4 separate regions of the Mus musculus genome follow, and all the other regions are linked to region 2. The links are chromatin loops, found by intact Hi-C in ENCODE. Cell type or tissue: left cerebral cortex. All regions are shown on one strand. Each heading gives the region's core, and the rest is flanking DNA. Links, peaks and the distances in the headings are about the cores only.

Region 1 (7,450 bases), core at 1,318-6,317, 130 kb after region 2:
CTACAGTGATCTGTGGTCTAAGGACAAATATGTAGACTGTAGTTAGGGATTGTGCTGGTTTAGTAAAAAGGTGGTTGTAGATTCTCCTTCAAGATACATGACTTTGCTGGGCGGTGGTGGCGCACGCCTTTAATCCCAGCATTTGAGAGGCAGAGGCAGGCAGATTTCTTAGTTTGAGACCAGCCTGGCCTATAAAGTGAGTTCCAGGATAGCCAGGGCTACACAGAGAAACCCTGTCTCGAAAAAACCGAAAAAAAAAAAAAAGATAGATGACTTCACTACCTTGAGTAGTTGGCTAGATTTCCCTCTTATTGAGTGGGTCTGAAGCCCAATCACCGAGTACTACTCCCTTGGTTTATCTGTGCGGTGCTGGTCGGTCTTCAGAAGCTTGTGTGGTGCTTGCTGGTACCATGAAAGCTAGTTGTCAGAAAACAGACTTTCAGCTCAGGAATCTCGGGGCTGGTGCAGGTGATTTTTGAGTACCAAAAATTGGTGTAAACTATTAGTACTAGAGTTAGTTGATCTCTGAACAGAGAAGTATACTTTTCATACTGATACTTTTCCAATATATTTGGGAGACTGTCTATAAAACATTTTTTAAACTAAAACCAATTATTTTTTTTTGTTGTTGTTGTTTTGGGTTTTTTGTTTTGTTTTGTTTTTTCCAAGACAGGGTTTCTCTGTATAGCTCTGGCTGTCCTGAAACTCACTCTGTAGACCAGGCTGGCCTCGAACTCAGAAATCTGCCTGCCTCTGCCTCCCAAGTGCTGGGATTAAAGGCATGCGCCACCACCACCACCACCACCTGGCCTACATCTTCATCTGAAGGCTACTAGTGGAAGACTGGCTTCCAGGCAGCTATGAGGAGGGTGTTATAGCCCACACCCACAGTGACACACCTACTCCAACAAGGCCACACCTACTCCAACAAGACCACACCTTCTAATAGTGTCAAACCCTGGGCCCAGCATTTACAAACCATCACAACACCTCTCTGACCTCTTTAAGCACATACATGGATACATATACACATAAATAAATAAATAAATAAATAAATAAATTTTAGGGGAATTTATTTACTTTTATGTGTATGAATATTTTTGCCTGCATGTATATTTGTACACCACATATATGTCTGGTGCTCTTGTTGGCCAGAAGAGGGGATAGAATTCCTTAAAGCTAGTATAACTTGTGATTGTAAGCTGCCACCACCACCACATAGGTGCTAGGAATCAAATCTGGTCCTTTGCAAGAGCCATGAGTGCTTTTAACCACTTAGCCATGTCTTAATTTTAAGTAATTTTTTTTAAAGATTTATTTATTATTATACATAAATACACTGTAGCTCTCTTCACACACGCCAGAAGAGAGCATTAGATCTCATTACGGGTGGTTGTGAGCCACCATGTGGTTGCTGGGATTTGAACTCGGGACCTTCAGAAGAGCAGTCAGTGCTCTTACCCTCTGAGCCATCTCACCAGCCCAATTTTAAGTAATTTTTATCCAGAGAGAATATAATCTCTTTTTCATATCTAGTATCATTAGGAGACACTTAGGCCAGCATGTTATAGTATGTTTAATAATATGCTACAGTTTCCCAAGGTTTCTGTATAGGGAAATACCTTTTTTAGTAGGAAAAAAATTGCATTTGAGTTTATTTGCTAGTTATTTTTTTTAAGGGCTTTGTTGCTATCTAAAGATGTTCAAATTGACGGTAGATAGTTTAAAACATTTATTTATTTTATGTCCCTATGTGCTTGGTATGTACACACATGTACCTGAATAGATGTGTATACACTACATGTGAGGGCATTGGATCACCTAGAACTTGAGTTCAGGGCCAGCCTGGTCTACAGAGTGAGTTTCAGGACAATGAAGGCTACACAGAGACTAACAAGTTAAGCAGACAGTTTTAAAGGATGAATACACTTGTTATTTTCATTTTCCTTTTTGTGTGTGTGTGTGTGGTTTTTTTTGAGACAGGGTTTCTCTGTGCAGTCCTGGCTGTCCTGGAACTCACTTTGTAGACCAGGCTGGCCTCGAACTCAGAAATCTGCCTGCCTCTGCCTCCCGAGTGCTGGGATTAAAGGTGTGTGCCACCACGCCCGGCCACTTGTTATTTTCTTGATGGTACCTATGAATCCTGTTCACAGTTATCTGTTCTCAACCAGTGACTTGTTGGTGTATTACAGGTGTGCCTAACCACATCCACATGGGAGCAGGACCCCCACCTCAGTTTAACCGGATGGAAGAAATGGTACAGAAGTGGGAAGAGGAGGACTGGGGCTGTGCACCTTGGTGGTAGAGAATACTTGAACCGTTGGTTGACCTCCAGTGCTATCAGAAGAAAGTGTTGAGTCTCACTGTTTAGCTCTGGCTGGCCTGAAGCTTTCTGTGTAAACTATGAGAGATCTGTCTGTCTCTGCCTCCCAACTGCAAATACTAGAGATGTGTACCACCACGTCCAGACCTAGTTAATGTGACACCATGACCAAAGCAACTCATACAAGAAAGCACTTGGTTGGGTTTACAGTTCCAAGGGTTAGAGGCCACGGTGGCAGAGCAAAGATACATGGCAGTGGGTACATCTGAGAGTTTACATCTTGATCCAAAAGTAGGAGGCTGAGATAGCACACCTAGAATGGCCCAGTCTTGAAACCACAAAGCCTACCCAAGTGACATACCTCCTAATCTTTCCCAAACAGTTCTGCTAACTGGGGACCAGGCATTCAGATCTGGATTGTCTTCATTCAGATGGCCACGTTTGTTCTCTGTTAAAGCCAAAACAATCTTTTTATTGTTAAAGATGGTCCCTTATCCTTTAATGCAGACTGGCCTGGAATTTTATATAGTTCAGGTTAGCTTCACACTAATAGTCCTCCTGCCTTTGATTCCCACGTTCTGAGATAACAGGATTAGGCTGCCGTGCCAGCCAATGTAAGTTCTTGATAGCAGTTTTTCTGTTGATTACTCTTGGGGTTTTGTTTTGTTTTAATTGGGACCTCAGAAGTGTAGAGTGTTTAGGTTTAAATGCTTTTGTTTTTCACCAATTTTTTCTGCTCATTTTATGAACACTTATTAAACACTTCCATATACTAAGTCGTACAACATAAAGCAGGTAGGACTTGGTGTGAGGATCACCCTTTGGACTCTTAGTCAGCTCTTTCTATTTCAGGGCGTCCAGAGTGGTCGAGCTAAGCGTTACTCATCCCAGCGGCAGAGACCTGTGCCAGAGCCCCCTGCTCCTCCTGTGCATATCAGTATCATGGAGGGACATTACTATGATCCATGTGAGTTGTTACTTAAATCTAAAGGCAATTAAGTGACAAGCCTTCCGGCTACGCAGTGGTCATTTCACATTGTCTAGTTGCTATTTTCTTCATATGAGAAACTTAGAACCTTAAAGGTCTGCAGGACAGAAAGAGTTGCTGTTGTGGTATGAAGGGTCAGGGTTTGTAAGAATCTCCATATCTCTTACAGTGCAGTTCCAGGGACCAATCTATACCCATGGTGACAGCCCTGCCCCACTGCCCCCACAGGGCATGATCGTACAGCCGGAAATGCACCTTCCCCACCCAGGTAAGCCTGCGCGCGCTCCTCTCGTGTCGTGGTGTAGCACACCAGGGTTAGGGTTAGGACTCTACAAACGCTGTCTTTTCAATACCGTCATGCTGTCGGATGCTCACGGCCCTGGCTGCTTATGCAGCAAACTCCGTTTTAAACCCTATTCTAAGGACTACCCTCTGGCCTGTGTGCTTTGGGGTTCAAGTTAAGCCATCTCAACGTAAAGATGATGTCCTCGTCTACAGTTTTTGTTTTCCTTTTTTTGCCCAGGTTTACATCCCCACCAGTCACCAGGACCTCTGCCCAACCCGGGTCTCTACCCACCACCAGTGTCCATGTCCCCAGGACAGCCACCGCCCCAGCAACTGCTTGCTCCTACCTACTTTTCTGCTCCGGGTGTCATGAATTTTGGTAACCCCAATTACCCTTATGCTCCGGGAGCATTGCCACCTCCTCCACCTCCTCATCTGTATCCTAACACGCAGGTAAGATGCCTATGTTTCCTGGGTTTACATCCTTTATTCACTCAGGACTGTGGTAAGGGGAAATAGAATGTTAAAAGAATTGTCAGAGCATTTCAATGCCTCTGGTTCTCCTTCGTGGCACTAGGACGCCCCTTGGTGGTCAAGAACTGGAACTACAGCTTATGTAATGTTTTGTCATTGCTTATTTTCAGAGTTGTTTCTTGGTTTTTGTTTTTGTTTGACACGGGGTGTCTTACTGATAGCCCTCACTGACCTGGAACTTGCTCTATAGACAAGGCTGGCCTCAAATTCACAGATATTACCAGCTTGTGCCTCCTGAGTTCTGGGACTAACGGCATGTACCACCAAGCATGACCCTGTTTGGCTTTTTTGTTTTGTTTAAGGTAGAATCTCACTGTAGCCCCTGTTTGGCCTAGACTATATGATCCTCAGTCTCTTGACTCAGAGATCCTTGGGAAAGCCATGCTTGGCTCTCTCTTCAGTTTCCTTAAGGATCAGTGTCTTGCATTATATCTTGGGGTGTCCCCATGTGTTACTTACTCAGCTGTGCTAAGGAATGCGGTCTTCTCCTGGACAGCATATCTCATCCCTTTCCTGAGGGCACTTGGTACCATCTGGCATCTAGAATGCCAAGACTGAACTCAGCCTTTCTGTTGCCAGGCAGTGCAGTGATTGCAGAGCTGGACACTAAAGAATGAAACCAGGGACTGCAAGGTGGCTCAGTGGTTAGAGCACTTGCTGCTTTAGCGGAAGATCCAGGTTCAGTCCTGTCACCATGGTAGGCAGGCAGCTCACACTGACAGGAACTCCGGCTTGGGGGAATCTCATGACGTTTTTATGACCTCTTAGGGCACCACCATCACTCACACAGACACTGTCATAGTTAAGATTACTATTGCTGTAAAAGAAGACTGGTGGTGTGACCGAAAGCAACTTGGGGAGGAAAGGGTTTATTTTGCTTACGCTACTGCGTCACTGTTTATTATTGAAGGAAGTCAGGCCGGGGGGGGGGGGGGGGGGGGGGGCTGGTGGCAGGAGCTGAGGCAAAGGCCATGGAGGAGTGCTGCTCTTCAAGACATGCTTAGCTAGTTTTCTTTTTCTCTTTTCTTGTTTGTTTGTTTGTTTTTACAATCAGGAAAAACTGTGACTGTGCAGTATTTGACAGAGAAAACAATGCTATTGGACAGCTGGTGTTTTATTCAGATATCACTTTTATTATACATGGTCCAAGAACATTCGAATAAGAACACAAATAAAGCTGGGCGTGGTGGTGCACGCCTTTAATCCCAGCACTCAGGAGGCAGAGGCAGGCGGATTTCTGAGTTCAAGGCCAGCCTGGTCTACAGAGTGAGTTCCAGGACAGCCAGAGCTATACAGAGAAACCCTGTCTCGAAAAACAAAACAAAAACAAAAACAAAAAAAGATTGGTCTTAGCCGGGCGTGGTGGCACACGCCTTTAATCCCAGCACTCAGGAGGCAGAGGCAGGTGGAACTCTTGAGTTCGAGGCCAGCGTGGTCTACAAAGTGAGTTCCAGGACAGCCAGGGCTATACAGAAAAACCCTGTCTCGAAAAACCAAAAAAAAAAAAAAAAGATTGGTCTTTAAATGTAGCCAGCAATGCCAGGCTTACCAGTGATCTCCCGTTTTTTTTTTTTTTTGTTTTTTTGAGACAGGGAGTCACTATGTAGAGTAAGCAATCAACACCTCTCCCCCAAACACACAGACACACAAAAGTATGTCTTAAAAATGGATGGTCTTCGGTGCTTTTTGTTTTTGCAGTTAGCTAACGTTTTCTGATTTTTCACAATTTGGGTTAATACTTAACTTTTTTTTTCTTCTCCTGGCTGGCGGCGTCCTAGGCTCCACCACAGGTGTATGGAGGAGTGACTTACTATAACCCCGCCCAGCAGCAGGTGCAGCCCAAGCCCTCCCCACCCCGGAGGACTCCCCAGCCGGTCTCCATCAAGCCCCCCCCACCTGAGGTACGGCTCCTCCCACTCTCCTAGCATGTGGGTGCTGCTTTCTCCAGAGGGTCTGTCTTCTCTTCTTCTTCTGGTGTGTTTCTATGGAAGTGTGACATGATATGATAACAGTTTCCAATTTTATTATTTCAGGTTGTAAGCAGGGGTTCCAGTTAATAAGAGTTTTCGAATATTTTAAGTATAACATCATGTGAAAAAGTAAGTACCCAGTGTACTGTGACTCTCAGTGTAAGTCATTAGCCTCACACTGAGGTGCTTCATAAAACCACCTCATTAATGCTATCTCAGCTAACTTGATCTATGAATGCACTGGGCAGAATTGAAGCCATTCCTACATTCAGATTTTCATTTGGGAAACTGCAGAATGAAAATACAGGAGCCCAATCTAAACTAGATTAAGGAAAGAAAAAAATATGAGTTTAAGTTGTTAAAGCCAAAAAAGCCAGTTGTAAAGACTTTAGGAGAGAGTGGCTGTGGCTGCCACGGGGCTCTGAGGAGAAAGGAGGAGAAAGTGGCTCTGTGGCTCTGAGGGAGTGTGTGTTGGTTTAGAAGGTAAGGTCTCACTCTGAGCCCAAGCCAGACTCAAACTTTCCCTCTTCCTGCTCTTACCTCCCAGTGCTCAAATTACAGGTGTGGGCCACCACGCCTGACTCTGGGATATTTTTATTGCTGTTGTTTTGTGGTCATTAAAGCACATTATTTAGAAGCTTAGGGTGTAGCATGTCCATGGTCTTAGACTTGATCCTCGGCGCCAAATAAACCACATTATTTAGAAGTGGGCCTCTGAGAAGGCTTATATAAATACTCAGGTCCAACTGACACACCGTTCTTCTCTTTTAACTCTCAATAGGACAGGAGAGGTGGAAACTCAGGAGAGAAGGGAAATACAGCTGGCTGTCTACTACTCAGAGGGCTTCAAAGGTGTGGGGTGGCCCTGCCAGCAGGCGGAGGATGAGGCCCTCCTTCTCTGAGGACGGGTCTGCTGGAGAGAGAAGAAACAGGTGGCTGCCTTCCACCTCACTCCTCACTTGAGCTGCCTGGACTCGAGGAGCAGAGACTGGACAACCCAGGCGTCAGAAGCCTGTTTCTTACTGTCTCCCCAGAGACTCAAGTGTCTTCTGCTCCCAAGGGAGTTCCTTCCTGCTTGTTTGTTTGAATGTTGATTTTTTTTTTAAAGCTTGATTTACCCTTCTTAAGTTAATGTTTTTAGTTTTTTCTCCTTTTCCCTGCCCTGCCCTGACTTTACATGAAACAAGTTCAGTTTCGTTTACCAGCCTTTCTGGGTTCCCTTTGACTCCCCTGCTAACCCCACATAATTGAGAATGTTTTGACCAAGTGTAAAAATAGCTGGCCTTTTCCTTGTGATTGGTCTTTATTAGTCTTTTTAATGCCTCTAACCCTGTGGAAGCTGTCTGCACG
Region 2 (7,450 bases), core at 1,282-6,281:
TGAAGCTTCAATTATGATTTTTAAACAATAAAAAGTTCTCCAGAGCTCCTTGTGCACGGTGTCAGTTACTCTGTGGCACTTACTTGATTGACTGCATGGTTGACAGGCCCGAGCGGCTTTATTTTTCTTGGCATCTTAGCCCCAAGTGTGATCAGGATCCAGCATATCTTCAGGAACGGAAGCCAAGGTGAGGTGAGCCGAAGTCAGGAGGCTTGGGGCTCTCACGTGTTGGGTACATTGATGAATGCCCTAGGCGGCTGTGCTCCTGTCATCAAGTAGAGGACTAGACTCAGCCTCCTGGCTGGCTCTTCAAATCAGGAGCCTAAACTTCCCAGAGGCTCCTAGGGGCAAACAACAGGAATGGAAGTCAGTTGACAGAGTGTTTGCCAAGCATGCATAGAATCTTGGTTTGAGTCCCAGCACTGCACAAACCAGGCTTGATAGCGCAAGCCTGTTACACCTAGCATGGCATCAGGTGTAAGCGCAAACCGGGCTCCATGAGACCCTGCCTCGGAAAAGTCAAGGATGAGCGGCTGACCTCAAGCGCTGTGCACAAGAGAACAAAGCCTGGCGGGGTGAGAACAGCCTTTACCCAGTGTATTGTGGGAGATGGCTGACCACAAAGAATCGGGGGTCAGGACGGGGCTCCCCAGCTCCTCAACCGATCCCAGCTGCACCTGGCAAATGTCCCAGCACTGACGACAGTGGTCTGCTGGGTCAGTGCACTTAGGCCTGTGTTCTGGATCACTACTGTGTCCCTCTGTCCCTGCTGAGCTCTCTACCACCTGGGTCACCTGGCAATCCACTTCTTGCTTTCCCAGTCCCGCCTTCCACCTTGCCAGCCTGTCTGCCTCACCGGTGTAGATCCGTGTCCCTGCTCGGGGCCACCTAGTCATGTTTTTCTGAGCAGTGGTTGGTGGCAGAGCCTTGTCTTGCCAGCCTGTCTGTAGGCTCCTGAAGGGATGGGCCTCCGTGGCCACCCCAGTGCCTGGCATGCTATTCGGGCTGGTGTAAGTATTGTGTGTTGGAATGCACACAGACACACCTCACCAGCCTCAGATTTCACTCCACAGGTTTTGGCCTTTGTTTTGGTTCCTGATCCCAGTCCTGGTCACAGTGACCCAGCATTGTTAAACCTCCAATGCCTAGAGCCATAAAATGCATGAAGTTGTTTCTGTGAGATGGGACTCCTTCCAGCCCTCCGCTCTTGCAGATCTCATCCTGTGTCCAAGTTGTTCATGCCTGAAGTGTTCTGTGTTTTGCTTTTTGAGGCAAGGTGCATGGCTAGCTGGGAACTCACCACACAGACCAGTCTGGCCTTCCTTAAAATTTAAGATAGCAAGGAGGTTGACCAAAAAAGATGGCTCACAGATTCAAGAAGAGGGAGAATCAGAGCATCACAGCAAAGCACTCAACCGTCTGGACCGAAGTCCGAAACTCACCGAACCAAGAGGGGGTTCACTTGGATCGGGTGGTAACCATGAGCCTGTGGTACTTAGCGGGCATTACCAGGGCATGACCCTGGATACTGGGCAGGAGAGGAAGCCGTTGGCCGCCCTGCTTGCTGTACATGCAGCTGCACCACAGGCTCAGATTGTATAACGTGAAACAGAAAAGGTGCTCACTTAAAGACCACAGAGAAGGCGAGGAAGATGGCTCAGCGGTTAAGAGAGCAGAGCGTGTTGCTCTTGCAGAGGACCTGGCTCAGCACCATGCACAAGGACGATCCCAAGGGATCCAATGCCCTCCCCGACACAGAACACATGCACATGTATGTATAGAAGGAAAACATTAATAGACATGTATTTTTTTTTTTATTAAGCCAGGGATGTAGAGTGCCTGTTTACCATGCCAGAGGTCCTGGGTTCAGTCCCGAGCCTTGCAAAAAGAAAACAGAAATTCTTTGTGAGCCTTTAGTGGAGTTGCAGCCAGCCTCTCACAAACCACCCTGTCCCTCCTTGGAGCTTCTTCAGTTTAGCCCTGCTCAGCCCCTGTGTGACTTGTCCAGGAAAAGAGGCCATTGCTCCTTGATCTTTTTTCCCCTCATATAGCCCAGGCTAGCTACACACTTGCTATGTAGCTGAGGATGTCCCTGAGCTTCATAGCTGTTTTTATTAGCATATGTAATTACAGGCTCCACTGTAACATTTCCATAGAGTACATCTAACGTGTTCTGACCATATTAGCTCCTTATTACCCCTCAGTTCCTTCCTGCTGGTCCTCTTCCTCCTCACCAGTCCCCTGTCTACTCTCCTGTTGTGTTTAGGTGATCCATAAACTTCCTTGGGGTTCCTTTTTGTTGTTGTTGTTTCAGGAAGGGGTTTCTCTGTGTAGCCCTGGCTATCCTGGAATTCACTCTGTAGACCAGGCTGTCCTATAATTCAAGAGCTTTGCTTCCCTCTGTCTCCTGGGATTAAAAGCATGCACCACCAGCCTCCAGCTCAAGGTTCTTACAATAACATGGAGGAGGAGTTATTAGAGGCATGGGTAACTTGCTATGGCTACTGAAGAAAAAGTCTCTTCTTTCCCCAGTGACCATAAACTGCTTATAAATCCCCCCAGGGGGGTAGGGGCTCACAGGCCCAGTCTCCTATAGGAAACCATCCATCACACAGCTGTAAGCTTCAGTACAATGGCCGTAGCCACGCCGTTTTCAAGAAATCTGCTGATGATGAGGTGTGGCGGCGGCAGCACAGCCCCTTCCTCCGGCCCTGCATTCTTTCTGTTCTTGTCCACGGTCCTCGCTGGGCCGTGATAGGGTGTTACAGCTCTCTCACTAATAGCTAAGCATCCAGCAGTCACTTCTCAGCGCTCTGACCATGACAAAAAGACGAGTCTCTGACCAAAGCTGACAAGCTATGACAGTAATAAACATTATTCAGATGGCAACTGGACAAGCGCATCCTATCTATCAGAACAGCAGTATAGCTTCCCTACTGGGTCCCAGGACTTCCCACACATAAACGCTGACCATGATAGTACTAGAGTGGATTCCATCCTGTGGCCTCAAATCCAATTGGGAAGTCATTGGTTACCCCTATAGATAATCCACTGTTGCACGCCGGTGGCCCTGGGCTCAGTAGTACAACGTGCAGACCCCGATAGCTGAGTAAGCATTGGCTGGCAATCCTCTTAGCAGCCTGCATACACCGTGAGGTCCAGACAGCAAGGAAGACGCTCTGAGATCACGTCCAGCTTGATTCCTCTATGTCCTGTGCCCAGAGCCCGCGGTGTCTTTGGCAACAGAGTCTGGCCACTGAGTTCTGGTTAGCAGCTAGCAGCAGTGACAATTGTTACACTATGTCGGGGCCCTCAGGGCCCCTCTCTAGCCAGGTCTGGTTCTGATCCTCCTACCTCTATTTCCCAAGTGTTGGGATGACAGGTGTGTGCCACCATGCCTGTGTTATGCAGGGTTAGAGATGTAACCCAGAGCTTTGTCCATGCCAGGCAGGTACTGTATCAGTTAAGCTACATTCTGAACGCTGCCCTCCGGTCTTTATTCTCCACTCTCCGAGGTGCACTCCAGCTGGCTGGTGCAATAGAGCAAAGGGGGCTTGTGCAGCTCATCAAGGCCACCCCTCATCTGCAGCCCACCAATTGGTAGACAGAACAAAATAATGGCAGCAAAAGATCCCCACCACCCCCTACACCGTGGCACTCAGCCTTCCTAATACCGAGCCCTTTAATTCAGTTCCTCATGCTGTGGTGACCCCCAAACATAAAACGATCTCATTGCTACTTCATAACTGTGATTTGGTACTGTTATCAATTACGATGTAAGTATCTGATACGCAAGATGTCTATCTGATATTCTATTCGACCCCTGTGGGTCTTGAGTTTGTGACATATAAAGTAGGCAGCTGTTGCCAGTTAGCATGTTTTAAGAATTAAATCTCGCCGGGCATGGTGGCGCACGCCTTTAATCCCAGCACTCAGGAGGCAGAGGCAGGCAGATTTCTGAGTTCGAGGCCAGCCTGATCTACTGAGTGAGTTCCAGGATAGCCAGGGCTATCGAGACAGAGAAAACCTGTCTTGAAAAACAAAAACAAACAAATAAACAAACAGAATGGGAATCCCTTGGCCTGTCCTCTCAAGCAGAGGCTATGTAGTTAATGTCCATGACATCTGTGGCCACCAGAGGGCACCCTAGCCCCAGAGTTGGCCCCACCCCATCAGGTATGCCTCAACATCAAAAAATGTCTATATTCCTTGGCCCCACCTTGGTGGGGGTGAAATAGTTCAGAAAGTACCAGATCGAGATGCCATCAGTCAGACAAGGAATGCCGTCCTCCTTTTTAGGTAGTAATACCCTGTTGGGACTGAGAGCGACTGGGATGTCCCTCCATCCCTACTACCCATGATTGGGCAAGGCATTTCCCTTTCTGGCCCAGTTCACAGAGGTGAAATCACCAAGGTCTCTTTCAGAGCTAACACTGGGCAGAGTTCTAGGATGGGAGATGCAGCTCCTCCTTTCTCACCTCAGCATGCATCGACTCAAGCCAGCTCACACCACTGCTACATAATGAGCAGAGATCGTCGGGACACTCCATGACCCAGCCTCCGACGCCCTCCAGATGCCCCAGACTCCACGACATCGAGGTAATGTGCCAAGGGAAGCAGAAAGGCAAGGTCAGGTGAGCCAGGAGCCCCAGAGGGTCTTGATTCATTCAAGACAGACATCCGGTTTCCTCTGGCCTCTCTGCCAGGATCCAGGGGCTTAAAGAAATGAGTCATAATGGGGGGTATTGGGGAGTTCCCAGCTAATCAGCCTGGGACAGAACGGCCTGAATGCTGGACCAATTTATTTTTATCCAAATGTGGGGCAGGCGTAGACAGCAAGACCCTACCTAGGGTGCTGTGGAGGGCTCCCAGAAAAGCAGGAGGCAGCCACCAGGAAGCTTATGGGTCTGAAAAGAGGACAGGTTCTTTCTTCTCTCGGGATGTTTGTCCCAGGTATAGGTGACTTGAGAATCACAAATGAAGGGCAGAGGGGGCTCCCCAAGCACGTCTGCCAGAGGATGGAGAGACAGAAGCAGTCTTGATCTGAGCACCCATTCTTCCCCAGGGTCTGAGTTCCTTGCTATCCCCTCCAGGGTTTCACCAGCCTTGTTGGACAACTCGGATCCAGATCCAACACCCTGCAGCGATTCAGGCCTGGGTGTGGCTGGAAGAGAGGAAGAGAGTTTGAGGGGGGGACAAGACGTCAAGGAAGGAACAGAGATTCCCCGATTTCACAAAAACTTTCGCAAACAGCTTTTCCCCAACCCCCTGCATTGTCCTGAGCTATCATCAAATTTGCATAAATCCTGGGAAGTTATTACTAAGCCTGAGTTGCCCCAGCCCCAGGTAATTTCCTCCCGGGGCCTTGATGGCTTTATGTATAAAGGCCCCCTGGAGCTGGGCCCTGGCAGAGCCCAGAGCTGCAGCCCAGATCACCCAGAATCCATGGCTCAACTTTCTGCCCAGAGGCGCATGAAGCTAATGGGTGAGTGCCCTGGTTACCTGCCCTGGGTGTGGAATGGAGAGAGGCCGGATAACAAGTGCCTCAGACCCGTCTGTTTGCTCCTAGCCCTGCAGCTGCTGCTGTGGCAAAGTGCACTATGGTCAGGACGAGAGGCCGTTCCCCTGGTCACTGTCAGCGCTCTGCCACCATCCCTGCCTCTGCCCCGAAGCTTCCTGCTTAAGTCCCTGGAGCAAGTGAGGAAGATCCAGGCCAGCGGCTCGGTGCTGCTGGAGCAGTTGGTGAGTGGGGTTGCCATAGGTGTGGAGGGAAGGACTTGGGGGGGGTAGCGGGGGAGGCAGGAGCACAAATGAGAAGAGGGCAGACTAGGAACACACAGCAGTTGACAGTGTTTGCCCAGTGTGCACAAGAGCCTAGATGGCACCCTCAGAATACTGACAGAAACATTGAGGAAGGGAACATGGGGGGAGAAGGGCACAGGAAAGAGAATGAGTAGAGACAGCAGTGGGACCTCTGGATGGGACAGTCCTTAGGGTCACTAGGAAGGTAGGGAGCTGAGAAGCCAGGAGGACCTGAGCTGGACAAAGAGCCTGGCCCAGGTGAGCACCCTCAGTATCCTTCCATCTACAGTGTGCCACCTACAAGCTGTGTCACCCCGAGGAGCTGGTGTTGCTGGGCCACTCTCTGGGGATCCCGAAGGCTTCCCTGAGTGGCTGCTCTAGCCAGGCCCTGCAGCAGGTGAGTATTTTCGGAAAAAGGAGGACCAGGAGGAGAAGGGGGAGGAGGGGGAGGAGGAGAAAGAGGGAGAGGAGGGGGAGAAGGGGGAGGAGGAGGGGGAGGAGGAAGAAGAGGGGGAGGAGGGGGAGGAGAAGGAGGGGAAGAAGGAGGAGGAGGGGGAGAAGGAAGGACTACATCCTACTATTTGGGCTCCTGAAGAGAGCAAGCATCCCAAGATGTACTGCCTAACCCTGCTATCTTCCCCAGACACAGTGCCTAAGCCAGCTCCACAGTGGGCTCTGCCTCTACCAAGGTCTCCTGCAGGCTCTATCGGGTATTTCCCCTGCCCTGGCCCCCACCTTGGACTTGCTTCAGCTGGATGTTGCCAACTTTGCCACCACCATCTGGCAGCAGGTGAGTACCATCTGGAGGGGGTCATGGCAGCACACCTGGGCACCCTGGAAGCTCTCTATATTTTCAGAGGCCTGTTTTTTGGGAAGACACCCCTCGCCCCCTACCCCGCTTCCTCCAGGCTGAGAGACAGACAGACTCTGTCCAGAGACAGACTGGGTTGGAGTCTTGGTCCTACCGTTAACGTTTAATGAGCCCCACAGGCCAACTTAACCAACTTCCCAGCACTTCCTCACCTCAAGGAAGGACTGATCCCTGACTTCATCTCCTCCCCACAGATGGAAAACCTAGGGGTGGCCCCTACTGTGCAGCCCACACAGAGCGCCATGCCAGCCTTCACTTCTGCCTTCCAGCGCCGGGCAGGAGGTGTCCTGGCCATTTCGTACCTGCAGGGCTTCCTGGAGACGGCTCGCCTTGCTCTGCACCACTTGGCCTAGACCTGAGCAGAAAGCCCTTTCCAGATAGTTTATTTATCTCTATTTAATATTTATGCATATTTAAGCCTACTATTTAAAGACAAAGACGAGAAAATGGAGCTCTAAGCTTCTAGATCATTCTCTCCACTTCCGAGTTTTGTTCTCCTGCTTAGAGCAGAGAGAGAAGGCTCTTGTGTCCTCCTGTGGAGGCCAGGGAAGGAGATGGGTAAATACCAAGTATTGATTCCTGCTGCTGCTCCAGGCACCCAGTTCTGTGGCAGTACCCCCAAAAAATCAGTGAGCCCTGCCGTGCTGAGGCACCATCTCAGGGGGGCCCAGGCAGCATCTGGTCTCCCTTCCGGGGGACAAGACATCCCTGTTTAATATTTAAACAGCAGTGTTCCCAAACTGGGTTCTTATATCCCTTGCTCTGGTCAACCAGGTT
Region 3 (7,450 bases), core at 1,333-6,332, 140 kb after region 2:
TTTCCAGTTTTGAATTAACTTTCCTTGAGTGGAAGTTTACAGTTATACAAAGGCCACTCGGTGTGGACGACCAGTGGGTATTGTGGGGCTGGAAACATTTGTTCTTTGTTTCACAAAGCTTTACCTTGGTGGTGTGGGAATGCCCACAAGTTGGGACATCTTCCCTCTGTCCCCCAAGGTGATGTATAACTATAGACATGGTCTCCCTGGTTGGTCATGCAAAAAATGTCAGCCAACCCTCTGGGTAGGTTACTGGCAGGAGAAAGGAATGTTGGGGTGCCTTCTCACCCTTGCCTCTTCCCCAGTCCTGCTGTTAGATCCCATTGCTCTCCCTGTTGCCCTGGTAACTAGCTCAGCAAGAAGAAACTCAAGCTCAGCAAAGCCCTCGGGTTCTCTCTGCCCCCCCCCCCCCAGCCTGCTTCTCAGTGGGCAGAGATAATGGGAGTTTAAGGGACAGATAGATTACTGCCTTAGGTAGCCCTGTCCAATACCTTTGTAGAAGCCCATGGGTTGGACTGACTCAGTTAAGCTTGTTGGCCTCCATTTCCACTGTTAAGTAATTGAATACCACCCTACCATTCTCTTCGGTTTTCTCATGGTAATGTAGATGCCCTATCAGTTTTCCCGCTGTGGGTCAGTCCATGGACCTACCTGTAGGTGACTCAAAACATCAAGGATTTGCAATTGCCAGATCTTCTTACAGCTGCAGTTGACCTAGAGCAGTGATTTCCAACACTGGCTGTTTGAATCACCTGGGGAGCTTTCTAAACTAACAGAGACCTTGGGCCTGCCACAGGATCCCATAATGGATCTAGGGTGTGACCTGGACATCAGCAATTCCAAAAAGCTCCCATGCGGTTTCAGTGTGTAGCCAGAACGGAAGCCACTGCTGCTCCAGGAGGACCACAAATTAATGCTTCCTTTGCTTCTGATTCAAGGTCTTGAATGTAGTGACTGCCACTTTCTGTAACTGGAAGGGTCTAGAGTCCGATTCCCCAAGCATTTAGTTTCTAGAAGTCTCTCGGTCCCTTTTTATTTCCAGCTCCCACACCCTTCACACTCCCCAATTTTTCACCCTTCCTAACCGACAATCCCAAATCCTGCCCAGAGAAGAGGTTACCAAGGCAACCGGCTTAATCTGGTAACTGTGGCATGTGCAGAAGAGAAGCCCTCCCCTCTTCTTGGTTCCTAAAAGGTTACCTGGGGAGCTCTAAGCCACTCTGGCCAGTTCCTACTTCCAACCTTAAGAGAGGCCGAGTGTCCAATTAAGGCTGTCCAGGAAACCAATGCTCAGATCCAGCTTCATAGCAAAATCGGAGCTTTTTTTTTTCTTTTTCTTTTTCTTTTTCTTTTTTTTTTTTTTTTTGTTCCCTCTCCAAATCCCCAGATGGGTGTGCAGAGCTTTATTTCTGTGAACACATGCTCTAGCACACATGGAACTGAGTTTGCACCGACAGCAACACAAGTGTAGTACACACCCTGTCAGTTTCACCACTCCCAGCTCTTAGCATTCCTGTCCATCCATGCCTTGCTGAGGCACAGTAAACAGGGGTGGGACTTTGCCCAAGGAACACCAGCCCACCAGGAACCCGGTGCCACTCCTTCACCATGTATACCAAGCCTGGATGTGTTCACACTGTCTCTACAGCCCCATCCTAGTGGAGTGTACCCTGGGAGACAGAATGCTCTGGCGTAGCCACCAGGAGTAAGGGCAATATTTCTCCCATTCTATGGCTATATACACTAATGTGCTAGGTGATGGATGATAGTTGGCAGTTTGGGGACTTACACATCTCTTCAGTCTTGCTTCCCTTCGCTACCACCTGGGCTAAGATGCCCTTGTGCTTTTGGTCGTCTCTTTCAGTCTACTATCTCTTTTCACCCCAATTAGACCTGCCACAACCTGCTGGCCTCTGCCTGGCTCTTTCCTACTTGCCAGTACTTGCCTTACAGGGCGGCCCTGCACCACCCCCTAAACCCTATCAGAAAGGAATATGGGTACCGCCCCCAGTGCCAATACCAGTTTACCCAAGACGCCGTCCCAGCCCTTCTCAACAGGTGGAAGATAATGACCAAATAAAATTGTGGGAAAGATGCAAAGAGTTCAGCAGTCTTTATAAGCCTCACCTGTGCACAGGTAGGCGTGCCAAGGTCAAACATATGCCCTGGTTATTTGAAATGCTCAAAAGAGACCCGGTAATCAAGAGCCAGGAGTCCTCTGCTTTGGTAGATCTCTCCCTCGCCTTTGCCCTTCTGCGACTGTCAGAAACCCAAGTCCTAATTTTCCTCGCGGTCAGCGCCAGAGCCCAAGTTCAAGCCTCGCGCGGCCGGGCGGGGGCGGGCCTAAGCAGGGTAGGGGCGGGGACTGGAGGAGGGGGCGCGGTCTCAATTCTGCCACCTTCCCCGGGGCCAGGAGCGCAGCCGCCGCCGCGTCCTCAGCCTTGCGCTCCGCCCGCTGCCTCTGTCGCCTCAGCCCGGCCCCGGAGCGCTGAGACGGGGACACCAGCCCCTCAGCCTGCCAACCCTTCGGCCGCAGCCGGCATGGGGGGCCGCTGAGAGCGAGCTCCTCTTCCCTCTGGCACCTCCCCCGGCCACTGGCCACTGGACTCTGGCCAGCGAGGCTCGGCCACCTCTCGCTCGCAGTCCGACGCCTGGCACGGCCCTCGGCTCTGCTCCCCCGGCTCTGAGCATCGTGTCCCCGCCTCCCCCCGCCCGCGCCTGGGACACCTGGGTCCCCCGGCGGCCCCTAAGAGAGGGGCGGGGGGGGGGGCATGAAGCCACTGGAGAAATTTTTGAAGAAGCAGACGTCTCAGCTGGCGGGGCGAGCGGTGACTGGAGGTCCCGGCGGGGGTCCGGGTTGCTGCGGAGGGCCTGGAGGGGGTGGGGGCCCTGGTGGGGGCGGCGGTCCGGCCGGGGGACTGCGGCCACTGCAGCGGCGTCAGAGCGTGTCTCGCCTGCTGCTCCCAGCTTTCCTCCGAGAGCCCCCAACCGAGCCCGGGCTGGAGCCGCCCGTTGAGGAGGAAGGGGGAGAGCCATTAGGGGTCTCTGAGGAGCCGGGCAGTGGGGGGCCCTGTTGGCTGCAGCTAGAGGAGGTTCCCGGGCCTGGGCCGATAGGATCTGGGGTGCCCCTGCGCTCTCCTTCCTCGTACTCCTCAGATGAGCTATCCCCCGGCGAACCCCTGGCTTCACCACCCTGGGCCCCCCTGGGCGCCCCCGAGCGGCCAGAGCATCTTCTGAACCGGGTTCTGGAGCGCCTGGCTGGAGGGACCACCAGGGACAGCAGCGCCTCAGGTAAGCCTGCTCATCCATCCCAGAGCAAGAGAGCACGGGGTTGGGGGTGGGAGGTGAGGGATTGGCCCGGGGGATGCTCCCTGATTGTTTTTTCTTGTCCTCAGTGTTGGTGTAGAGGATGAGGGGAAGCCCGAAGTAATGTAGGGGAAGGGGCATGGTAATGCGCACCCACCTTCCTCCCCACATTAGCTTCATTCTAGGGGAAGAAGGGAAACCATCTCTCTCCTTCAACTACCCTCCCTCTCTCTCGGCTATTTAAGCCAGTCTCCCACGAGCCCTTGATACTGCCTACCTCCTCCCACGCCCCTAAATTAGGGCCTGACACCCTAAGGTGGACGCTTTCCCGCTGAGGTTGTACGCTGCCCTCCAGACCATAGCTGAGGCCTGAAAACCGCTGACAGGAGTCCCTGGCTGTGTAGGAGCGCCTCACTTGGTGGGGCCATGTGGATAGTCACAGAACTCGGCTGCTTTTATTGGGGATGAATTCGAAGGTCTCTAAGGGAAGATACCAGGAGACTGCAGCATCCAGAAGGCTTTGGGCCTCCGTAGCACCCACCCTTCCCATGCCATGCCTCAGCAGAGGGCCTTTTTTAAAAAAATAATAACCACACCCTGAGAAGCCTGAGATGATGCCATTTCACCCACTATGAGAATGCCAGCACCCTATTAAAGGGCTTCTGAGGAACGTAGGCCCCCACATCGCTAGTTGGAATAGATGTAGAGATATCAGGGTCTTTAGATCTAACTAGGCACTCCACTAAACCCAGAAGGGGCTTAGGGTTGAGAGACCAAGCTTGAGACCCTAAAGAGGAGGGTGTTAGGAGTTACCCTTCCTTCTCTGCAAGGCATTCTGGCTCTAGGAGTGGAGTGTCACCCTCTACTCCATTTTTGTCCTGAAGGTCGGGGTCCCCTCTTTTGGCTCAGGCTGCAGTTGCCCTGGGGAGCTGACACCTTTTGGATTTAATTAGAAAAATATCAGACACACACAGCTCTCTTAACCATAACTTCCCGCCTACACCACACACCCTGTGTCTCTATGACACATTCCCCAGGGAGGCTGTGCGTTGGACCGGAGCCTACTTTGGAAGAAACAGATGCCAAACTGGAGCCCCCGTATCAGCATCTCTCCACTCTGCCCGCGTTCCTTGTCCTTTACTCCCATTTTAACATTCACACTCTAGTGAGAGAAAGATGCGAGGAAGGATGTCAGGCCTCTTTATGCCGAGGCCCCAAACCTGGAGCTGGGCGTGAGGGCTGGGGACCCTTCTGACTGACTCTCAGAACATAGCTGGGTAGCTGGGTAGAAAGGGAAAGAGAGGCTGTCCAGTTTGGACAGCGGATTGTCCAGTTTCCCCTGGGTTAAGACTCCCCATTTGTCACCCATATTATCTGGCCCGACAGGCTAAATCTCCAGAGTAACTAGTTTGGGAATCCTCCCCATTTAAACTGCCACTCCAATATTTTTAATATAAGCCACGTTATCAAGCCTCTTGATTTCTGCCCAGGCTGCATGGGAGGCGACAAATGCTTAGTGAGGGCTCTCCTCACCTAGCCAGAGCTCCTTCAAAGGTCTAGGCAGCCCCTTGTGGCCAGTAGGTACTAGGCCCCCCCCCCCACCCCCATACTCTGCTTGCCCCTGTATTGAGTTGAGAACACAGCATTCTAAGTTCATCTGGCTCCGGGCCTCAGTTTCTCCTCTGTGAAACAAAATGAATTCAAGTAGACAATCTTGTGTTGCTCCTCCACCTCCACCTTCGTGGCTGGCATTGGCAGCAGGGCATGACAACCATGGGTTGTCAGAAGCCATGGTTTTGTCCTGGAGCAGTGCCTGGGGACCTGGCCCTAACCTGTCCTGGTGAGGACACCTGGCTCCCTCCCTGTGCCCTGCCTGTCTGTGTGTGCCAAGCAAGCCCTGCCCCACCCCAAGGCTGGCGGCAAGTCAGGGCGACCGACCTTGTACCTGGCTGACTGGCTGAGCCAGGCCCAGACAGGGGTGTGGAGGGAAAAGGGTGGAGAGAGGAGCCCCTCCCCTGTCCTTCTCATCATTAACCCTTCCACCTCTGGGCACCCAGTGGACACAGGACTTCTATTTAAAGACTGAGATAAAGAGATGGCGGCCTGTCTCCGCTGTCAATTTTCATGGGGATGGTCCCCACCCTGCCCTGTGGAAATTCAAAACTGTGAGGTTGGGAGTGATCGAGGAGGATGGACACACATCCCACACATCCACATCCCTCTGACTGGAACCTCTGCTTGCCAATTCTCCGTCGATGGTCCCTTCTGTGGACCCCTTTTTCTCCTGAGCAGATCTCAGGCATGGTGGTATTATCTGACCAACTTCCCCCACACTGAAGAGAAGGGTGCATGGCCTTCAAAGGCACCCCCCCTCCCTCCAGCTGCCTTGGCAGCTGCCAGCCCCACCCCCGCAGCGGCTGCCCAGAACCTTCACACATGTGTGCACTCGCGTGCAGAGCATGACGGGACAGGTGGCCGGGGCTCCAGGCTTACCAAAGAGGAAAAAAAAAAAAGAGGGTTCAAGGTTTGCAGCCCCCTTCTGACCTCTGTGACGCCCATTGCTCTCCACAGATATTCTTCTTGACGACATTGTTCTTACCCATTCCCTCTTCCTGCCAACAGAAAAGTTTCTACAAGAGCTACACCAGTAATATCCTTTTCTAAAGCTTCTGAAAGGACAGACCAGGAGGGAGCCATGTCTTTTATTCTCACAAACTACATCCCAGCCCAACTCTCCTTTATTCTTTTCCTTTTACATATTTATTTTCCGTAAGTACACTGTAGCTGTCTTCAGCCACACCAGAAGAGGACATCAGATCTCATGACAGATGGTTGTGAGCCACCGTGGGGTTGCTGGGATTTGAACTCAGGATCTCTGGAAGAGCAGTCAGTGCTCTTAACTGCTGAGCCATCTCTCCAGTCCCTAAACTCTCCTTTAGAGGACACATCCAGCCTTTGATCTCACCAGCTGTGTGGCCTCAGGCAGATCACTTCACCTCCTGGAGCCTCAGTTGGCCCGTCAGTCAAATGGGGATGAATAGATGAATTAGCTCTGCTCTGGGCTGCTGTGAGGACCAGCCTTGCTGCAGGTGTGGTAGCACTCTGAGACTCCTATCCGGCATAGGGTGCTGGCTGCTCAGAGGCAGTTATCAGTACTCACTGAGGTGTCAACCACATGAACATGTGTAAGGTGTTACTGTTCTACTATGGGGAGGGGGAAACTCTGTCCCCACTGAAGTCCTTGCTCTAAACCAGACAACGGTGGCACGTGCTTTTCATCCCAGCACTCTGGAGGCAGAGGCAGGTGGATCCCTGAGTTCGAGAGCAACCTGGTCTACAGAGCAAATTCCAGGACAGCCAGGGCTACGCAGAGACATCCCTGTCTGGAGGCGGTGGAGGTAGAGGGAATCCTTGCTCAAAACCTAGAGTCCGGTGTCAGTACTGGGTCACAGCTGTTGCTTCAGTAGGGTCAGCTAGAGATGAGCTACTGCTGGCCTAGTTATTGGATCTCTTGGCAGCATATATCATTTACTTTACTTGGTTTTTTTGTTTTGTTTTGTTTTCTTACTATGTAATCCTAGGTAGCTTGTAACTTCTTCTGTAGACCAGGCAATCACTGATTTGTGGTAGTCTTCTGACTCTGCCTCTGCCTCCTGAATGGTGGGAGTACAGGAGTGCACCACCATGCCTGGATTCATTACATTGTTTTAGTACCTAATTGTTTGAGGTTTTTGGTTTTTTTTTTGGTTTTTTTTTTTTGTTTGTTTGTTTTTTTTGGGGGGGTGTTTTTTTTGTTTTTTGTTTTTTGTTTTCGAGACAGGGTTTTCTCTCTGTAGTTCAGGCTGTCCTGGAACTCACTTTGTAGACCAGGCTGGCCTCGAACTCAGCAATCTGTCTGCTTCTGCCTCCCGAGTGCTGGGATTAAAGGTGTGCGCCACCACGCCTGGCTTAGTACCTAATTGTTAACATCAAGCCCTTGGGTAGGATGTCATTAAGCTCTCTGAGAAAAATCAGGTCTCAGTGTGAGATAAAGTCAGGTTTGCGGGCTAGCCGGAGGTTAGCTGGGTCTGGCAATATTCTTAAGGGAACCTCTTTTTTTTTTTTTTTTTAAGATTTATTTATTTATTATATGTAAGTACACTGT
Region 4 (7,450 bases), core at 1,282-6,281, 87 kb after region 2:
GGACAGGGCCGAGTGTGTTTGTGCTGTCTTGAAGCTCACGCGGGCTGCCCGGGTCACATGGCACGGGCATGTGCAGCCTGCTCCATTTCTACCACAACAACTCGCTCATAAACAGCCCGGCTGCTGCGGCGGTGGCGGCGGAGACATGTGCAAGTGAGGGGGTGGGGCACGTGGCCCTGCCCGAGCCAAGGGAAGGACTGGATTGCTCAGCGCTGCCTCCACCCCTGCCCGCACTGGGCTGCCTAGCCACAGGAAATTCCTAGTGCTCCCTCGCCGTTGCAAAACATGTTTTGGGGGAAGTGACTTTCAATAAGGATGGAGTTAATGGACTAAATAAAAAGAGCACAGATAATCGGTGGGAGATTGTCCTACTTGCCCGTGCCTTGTGTGGTGAAGGGTCTGCACAAATGTACAGTGCTCAGGATCCTCCCTGCTTCCTTCCTCCTGTATAAAATTGATACCAACCAGGTCTTCGGGGTGAACATTGAGGTGAGGGGCTGGGATTCACTGAGGAGATGATCCTCTGATCAGTAATGGAGATTGTCAGCAGTACCTGGGACCCTGTGAGAAATGCAAATTCTTAGGCTCACCGGAGCCTCCCTGATTCAAACTGGGGACAGCTCTGGAATCTGGTTTAGGATGCCCACCAGAGGGATTGATGGGAGAGAATGGAAGGGAGTCACAGCTTAAGGTCCGAATTCTGTCCAGGAGATAACAGCCATGATCTGGGGATATTTTTGACTTTTCTCCAATGTGGGGCAACATTTCAGAGTTCAGCCAGAAAGCATAGTCAGAGTTAGTTTGACTCTGTGCAAAACCCATTTATCAGAGTGCTTCCAGGACGCCAGGATTCTGCTGATGAAGGCAAATGGCCACCAGTGGTGGGACACTACTGTTACTGCCTTCTTGGGAGGTGAATGTACTCTCGAGGGAAGAATGAAGCAAAGAGAAGACTAGATCCTTCCACCGTTTTCGCTCCCCTTGTCCCCCACACCCTTGTTTCTGGTTAAAACAACTGATTTGGGGACTGAAGATGCCCCTCAGCATAGACAAAGCTGTGTGGGTTCAAGTCCCAACACTGTAAGACCAGATGAGGTGGCAGACACCATAGGACTAACCTTGGTTGTACACATCTTTAATCCCTGCACTCAGCAGTGAGGGCTGGTGGATCTCTGAATTTGAGACCCGCCTACTTCACACAGTGGGACCCTTTCTCAAAAAAACAAAAACAAAAACAAATCTACAACAACAAATAAACACCTCCACCCCAAAGGGAAAAAAAATACCATAACTGTGACTAATAAATATTTTTTGAGACTAGAAGTAGAAATTGGTCCTGTATTTATTTTTATTATCTTGTGTTATGTCTATGGGTGTTTTGCCTGCATGTCTGTCTATGTACTGTGGGCATGGCTGGTGTCTATGGAGGCCAGAAAAAGCATTGGATCTCGTAGAACTGAAGTTGCAGCTGGTTGTGGGAATTAGAGATGAGTGGGAATTGAACCCCAGGCCTCGAGAAGAGCAGCAAGTACTCATAACTGCTGAGCCATCTCTCTCTAGCCCTTGCGGCCGCCACCACTGCTACCGCTGCCTCTGCCTCTTCTTCCTTCTTCATCTTCACTCTCTTTTTCTTGGCCTGGGGACTCGTAGCCAGTTATAGCCACAGGCCCTTGATTCCTCTGTGTGAAGAGGAATGAGTTTACATTTACCCAAATTCATATTACTTAGATCTCCAGGGTAAGGGTAGGAAGAAGGCAAGGAAAGGGATAAGAAGATTGGAAGTTCCCCCAGATAAAATGAGTTTAACAGATAACGGGCAGGAAAGAGTTTTCAATAGGATAGGGCGGGGGGAGCGGGAGTCAACTCCAGTTTCCCACCAAGACCCCAAACATGTGACCAGAGGAAGTAGAGGGTCTCTAAGATCAATCCCAGAGGCTCCTGAGGATTGAAAGCTGCGCCTGCCAAGTGACTGAAGACTAGAGGACAGGCACCAGAACCGGAGTCGCCTTACATAGGCAAGAAAAGCAAGAAGAGGGGAGCCAAGAATGGGAGCGTGCCCAAGCCTCTTCTAGCTCTCCCTGCAGCATGGCTAGCTCGCAGGCTCTGGCTCCTGTTACAGTCGGCTCTGACCGCTTGACTCCCGCTTTCTCCCTGCTTTCTCTTCTTTTTTTAGTTACTTTTATGGGGAGAGGAGGTGAGACAGGGTTTCTCTGTGCAGCTTTGGCTACCCTGAAATGTGCTCTGTAGACCAGGCTGGCCTCCATCTCAGAGATCCACCTGCTTCTGCCTCCCAAATTCTGGGATTAAAGGCGTGCGCCACCACCACCACCACCACCACCCAACCCTGCTTTATTTTCTGAGTAGTATATTTTTGTCTGAATCTCACAGAGCTCTTCCTTTTGCTTCTCTGCAAGACTTCCTCTAGGCCTGAAAGGCTCTCGGCCCAAGGAGCAGACAGCCCTGCAGGCTCAGCTGCAGTGACCTACATTGGCTCTCCCCTAGGCCCAGGGTGTGGGGGTTGAAGTTTCCAGAGAGGAACTTGGGAATCTGGCACAGGTCTATAGATGATGACGTCAGTCAGGCAGACAGGCTGCAAAAGTGGCACTGGGGATCTGTGAGGCAGGGGGCGCCACCAGACTGCATTATCAGAAGATTCTCCTCCCGTAAATGTAAAAACAATTTGAGTGACCAGCCCCTTCAGTAGGACAGAAAGGTCCTTGTCAGGCTTGGATGCTCTCCATGGTATCTGAGAGTGGTTTTTGCGGGCTCCTCGTTCTTGCTAAACACATCTCGATTAGCTACATGGGGCCGCAAAGATTTTCTTGGTCCTGATCTGGATGTGTGAGTTCAGATCGCGGCTGATTTATTTCAGGGAAACGAAGGGCTGAATCAAGGTCAGGTACGCAGAAATCGGCTCACTCCTGTGTTTAACTATATAGGGAATTTAGACCCAAGGTTCTAAGAAGCAACGTGAGAGGATGAATTGCCATTAATAACTGCTGGCGTGAGACCCTGACAACTGAATCCCTCCTTCCAACAACGCGTTCCTGGGGCAGGGAAGGCAGGTCCTGAAATAGGTGCCTTGCCTCCCGCTGTGAGCCACAGTGCACCCGCCCCCAGATTGTAGATGTTTTTACCCAGGCTAGGAAATCCTATTGAGGTGGGGGAAGGAAATTAGATTGTGGTCACAAAGAGAGACTTCAGAGCCTTTTACTTAGAGGCGAGAGGGGGTGGGGTGGGGGTGGGGGGAAGGCAGGCTCTGCAAGACTGGGTGGCTCTGTGTCCAAAGGGCTTCCCCTTGCCAAGCTCCACCCCAAAGCCCAGGAAGTCCAGAGTTTGGCACCTAGCCGAGGCAGAGCATTCCTCAACCTTCTGACCAGCTGTGGGATGGTTCCCACAGGAGGATGGGGGAGGGGAAGGGAACTAGTCAAGGAAGAAGTGGCCGTAGTGTGTGTGTGTGTGGGGGGGGGCGGGGGGGGGGAGTAGAGGGTGAGTCTCCAGTGCCCACGAGTCCCTTTTAGTGGAGAGGAGATGGGACGCCTTCCAGAAGCTAAGGGTCTGCAGCCTCAGAGCAGAGGGCCCTTGTGTCAACTCTCCATTCAGGGTCATCCTAAGTTGTCCTCTACCAGCTACTTTAGGTTGCTTGTGTTACTCTAGTTGATCTTGGGCGCCCCTGAGTGGTTAAAAGCAAGAACTGCAGCTGGGCTGGCGGGGAGGAGCTCACTGGGTCTCCCTTGCCTAGACGTCTTTGCCCCTCCCTTTTCCTCATCCAAAGCCTGGTCTCTGGAAATAGCACCTGGGAATGGGAGCGTTGACAGATGCTGAGTTATAGGAGAGCAAGTGGCCCAGCCAGAGTTTTCAGTCTTCTGACTTGACCGCTTTGGGACTTTCTTTAAAAGTAGGTGCTTCAGGCACCTATTTGTAGCTCTTGGGCTATGACTTCTGTGACCTTAGAACCACAAATAGCCCCACAGTCATCCCACGTTTGTTTATTAGGGACAGGGTTGGGGGAGAGAGAGAGAGAGAGCGCCAATGGTACCTGCAGAGGCCAGAAGGCGGCGTTGGATCTCCTGGAACTGGACCAACAGATGGTCGTTGGCCACTGTGTGAGTGCTGGGACTCTTCCTTTGGAAGAGCAACCAATGCTCTTGCATCCTCTCTGCCCCTAAACTTCCTATTTGAACTTCTCCAGTGCTGGGATTGGAGTAGGCTTGTCTCACTGCGACAGCCTACCAAATTCACCCTTCCTTCTCCACACTGTGTAACCCTTCCTTTCTGTGAACACCGCCCACAATCCACTGCTTTGTCCCATTCTATAGCTCCAATTCCTCAGCCAACTTTCTTACTTCTGGTAGACAAAAGGAAGGATTTTTTTTTCCTGTTGTATTTTGCCCAAATAAACTGCGAGTCATGGTGCTGAGAGGAGAGAGACCTCACATCAGGTTCAGTGAGTATAAGAATCCCATCACAGTGGCTGGAGAGATGGCCCAGAGGTTAAGAGAGAGCACTGGCTGCTCTTCCCAAGGTCCTGAGTTCAATTCCCAGCAACTACATTGGGGCTCATAGGCATCTGTAATGAGATCTGGTGCCCTCTTCTGGCCTGTAGGAATATAGGCAGGCAGAATACTGTATACATTTTTGTATACTTATTAGTAAATAAATCTAAGAGAAAAAATTCCATCCCATTATTTTTAATTTATTAACTTATTTTTTGAGACAGGTTCTCTCTGTGTAGCCCTGACTGTCCTGGAACTCCATATGCAGACCAGGCTGTCCTTGAACTGAGAGATCTGCCTGCCTCTATGGCGCTGAGATTAAAAGCATAGTCCACCATGCTGGGCCCTGGGCTAACCTTTGCTGCTTACCCTCTTCTTCCTCCCAACACCATCTTCTGGGGCTCTCTCTATTCAAAGTGCTCCTAATACTGTTTTAGAAACCTGTTAGCTTGACCAGTCCGACTGTGCTCGCACAGAGAGAACTACTTATAGCGTTGTTGAGGAAGGCCGTTTAGGCACAGTCCACCCAATGCAAAGAGTTGCTGTGCCTGTGACCCAACACCATTAAGTCTAAGGAAAGTAGAGTTGGAGTATCCAGAAAAGGAAAACTAGCTAACTCCACACTGAGACAATTTCATTGATGCTAGCTCTCTCTTGGGTTTGTCTCTTAAAGACTGAGTCTAGGGCTTCTGGCTGCCTATTCCCCACCGTTCAGCTGTCACCACTGAGTTACACTCTCAGCCCTTTTAGTATTTTTAAATAGTGTGGTGGCTACACAGCCCAGACAGCTCTGTATGTTGCCTCCCTCTTCAGCCTCTAGAGCCGGGATTACATAGTATTACTATACCTGACTTCTCTTCCGTGTAATCCTTAAAGTTATTTGTTTTTGGGTTTGTTGTTTTGGTTGGTCGGGAACCTGTTATGTAAAGCAGGCTAGTATCGAACTCACAAGATTCCCCTGCCTTTGCACTCTGACTGCTCCGAAACCCCGAAACCCTGGCCCCAATCCTTAAGGTGATTCACCACAGAACTGTGCGGGTATACAAAGTCATTTTAAGCCGAAGCAGCCACATAACGCATGGTGTCGTAAGTGCTCAAGAACTCCCTCTAGCCCAGGCTGCTGCCTCAAAGTCACCCTCAAGAGGGCACTTTAGTTCAGTGGCTAGCGGATGCTAGCTAAGTGGGAGCCGGAGGAAGGAAACACAACAATTGACCACGTGTTAGGGGTGGCTCTCGCAGGGGTTGCTGGGACAGGGAAGGGAGGTCCACGTGGAGTGGGAGGAACACAGTGAAAGTTTTGGCGGGGCGCTCTGAAAAGGGGGGGGGGATAGAAATAATTTTAAAACACACACACACACACACACACACACACACACACACACACAAATTTGAGTTGTAATCTTATTGTAAAGGGAACTGAAAAAAGCAGGTGGGTGTACCCGTCCTTGGAGAGGAGCAGGAGACAGGGACTCCGGCAGGCAGGCAGGCATGAGCAACGCAGACCTTCGGCGGAAGCTTCGAGTTCCGTACTGGTTGGTGTCCTAGCCTCCAAAGTGGCTAGCGCAACCGTGATGTCCCTTCGGTGACGCGTGGGATGGGGCTAATGTCATCCACGGAACTCCAGTTTTTATTTACCTTCCCGAGCGCCTCGGAAAGCCGCCCAGGAGAATCCTCTCCTTGAAGAGGCGCCAAGACAAATGTTCGCTTTTTTTTTTTTTTTTTTTACTACCAAGTTCTGCCCCCAGTTAGCAGCCTCGCTGTCAAAAAAATGGAAGAGACCGGGAAGATAAGCTACTCCAGTTTTCTGTATTTGGGGGCTGTGGTGGAGGCGGGTGTGGTGCCTGGGAAAACCAAGACGCGGACAGGTAAAGTGGTTTGCCAAATGCTTTTTCACGCCACAGGGATGCCCTTAAAAAAAAAAAAAAAAGGAGAAAATAGGAATGGAATCCAGCAATTCCATAAACCTGTGCCTGACGGTGAAAGACTGGTATTACCCCTTTCCAAACTTGCAGCCACTAAGCAAAGTGCTTAGTAACCCACATCTGATCAAATAGTTTAGGGATTTGACTTCCGCATATTAAGCACTGCTTCTTTTAGGTTCCCTCCTCACAAAGGACTCCTCTTAGTTTTTTTTGTTGTTTTGGGACAGGGTCTGAAATTGTAGCCCAGGCTAACCTAGAACCCATTATGTATACCAGGGTGAGCTCCGCCTTCCTCAGGGCCGAGATTAGGGGTGTTACCTCACCGCACCCCTCCTGGCCTTTACACTTTGAAACCTACTTCCTTATATATTTTAGTTCAGGAGTCACTACAGCTTAAAACTTGATGGTTTAGAAGCAGGAATTCTAATGAAAGGAATTCTTTGCCTGGCCTGGAGGCTCACACCTTGCAAGGCCCAGGAAGGTCACAAAGAATTTGAGGTCAGTCTGGACCATAGAATGATATAGCCTGTCTCAAAAAAAAAAAAAAAAAAAAAAAAAAATTTCCAAAAGTCAAAACCCAAAAAAAGACGTCTTCTCAGTTTCTGGTGGTGTATATCTTGGAGCTGAACCTGAGATAGATAACCAATCCAAAGATTCCAGTCTTGGCTTTGAGGGGGGAAAAGCATGTTTACTTAATTTGTTGCAGTGAAATTGTAGACTTTGGATTTTTGAGCTGAAAAGTCTCCAGAATTAAGATTACCAGCTTTTGAGCCGGGCGTGGTGACACACGCCTTTAATCCCAGCACTTGGGAGGCAGAGGCTGGCAGATTTCTGAGTTGGAGGCCAGCCTGGTCTACAAAGTGAGTTCTAGGACAGCCAGGGCTATACAGAGAAACCCTGTCTCTAAATAAATAAATAAATATTACCAGCTTTATTCTGCTGATCACTGGCCTCCTTCATTTGTTTAGGGCCATGGACTGAAGAAAGTTCAGTGTCAGGGTCGGTGTGCGCTCGATACACAGTTCAAAGTCA

Evidence for each region. A loop is a pair of places that touch in the nucleus more often than their neighbours do. Peaks named below come from ENCODE experiments on the same cell type or tissue, not always from the same donor. Only the 100,000 strongest peaks of a DNase experiment are listed, where the experiment ranks them.
Region 1: a loop joins it to region 2, with 2.9 times the contacts of the local background. A loop is called at or near these places in 15 of 42 quality-filtered maps.
Region 3: it touches region 2 in a loop (2.7-fold over the local background); 15 of 42 quality-filtered maps call a loop at or near these places.
Region 4: it touches region 2 in a loop (6-fold over the local background); 29 of 42 quality-filtered maps call a loop at or near these places.

What each region holds. Positions count from the first base shown.
Region 1 is chr11:98,825,380-98,832,829 of GRCm38, forward strand. It overlaps Casc3 (cancer susceptibility candidate 3), which reads left to right. Exons shown (of 14, transcript NM_138660.2): 8 at 2,193-2,257; 9 at 3,176-3,290; 10 at 3,481-3,579; 11 at 3,835-4,049; 12 at 5,909-6,031; 13 at 6,164-6,229; 14 at 6,882-7,450. The coding sequence ends at 6,187. Among named protein-coding and RNA genes, the nearest start is that of Rapgefl1, 7.7 kb to the right of the region's middle. In left cerebral cortex, for the core only: a CTCF peak has its summit at 4,185 (motif pointing left); DNase peaks (open chromatin) are centred at 3,632 and 4,155; H3K27ac peaks cover 1,210 bases.
Region 2 is chr11:98,695,935-98,703,384 of GRCm38, forward strand. Csf3 (colony stimulating factor 3 (granulocyte)) reads left to right here and starts at 5,379. Exons shown (of 5, transcript NM_009971.1): 1 at 5,379-5,485; 2 at 5,570-5,742; 3 at 6,092-6,199; 4 at 6,446-6,592; 5 at 6,868-7,450. The coding sequence starts at 5,446. The coding sequence ends at 7,026. It overlaps Gm38985 (a long non-coding RNA gene), which reads right to left and starts at 5,576. Exons shown (of 3, transcript XR_001780319.2): 1 at 5,503-5,576; 2 at 4,479-5,164; 3 at 46-341. It overlaps Psmd3 (proteasome (prosome, macropain) 26S subunit, non-ATPase, 3), which reads left to right. Exons shown (of 12, transcript NM_009439.1): 12 at 1-44. In left cerebral cortex, for the core only: a CTCF peak has its summit at 4,143 (motif pointing right); a DNase peak (open chromatin) is centred at 4,134.
Region 3 is chr11:98,834,383-98,841,832 of GRCm38, forward strand. Rapgefl1 (Rap guanine nucleotide exchange factor (GEF)-like 1) reads left to right here and starts at 2,403. Exons shown (of 15, transcript NM_001080925.1): 1 at 2,403-3,291; 2 at 5,878-5,956. The coding sequence starts at 2,772. In left cerebral cortex, for the core only: a CTCF peak has its summit at 3,244 (motif pointing left); DNase peaks (open chromatin) are centred at 1,504, 1,951, 2,408, 3,162 and 3 more places; H3K4me3 peaks cover 3,507 bases; H3K27ac peaks cover 2,829 bases.
Region 4 is chr11:98,783,375-98,790,824 of GRCm38, forward strand. It overlaps Gm31862 (a long non-coding RNA gene), which reads left to right. Exons shown (of 4, transcript XR_880204.3): 4 at 1-354. Among named protein-coding and RNA genes, the nearest start is that of Msl1, 8.4 kb to the right of the region's middle. In left cerebral cortex, for the core only: CTCF peaks have their summits at 2,616, 3,703, 4,604 (motif pointing left) and 5,635 (motif pointing right); DNase peaks (open chromatin) are centred at 2,090, 2,560, 3,106, 3,339 and 3 more places; H3K4me3 peaks cover 1,205 bases; H3K27ac peaks cover 3,793 bases.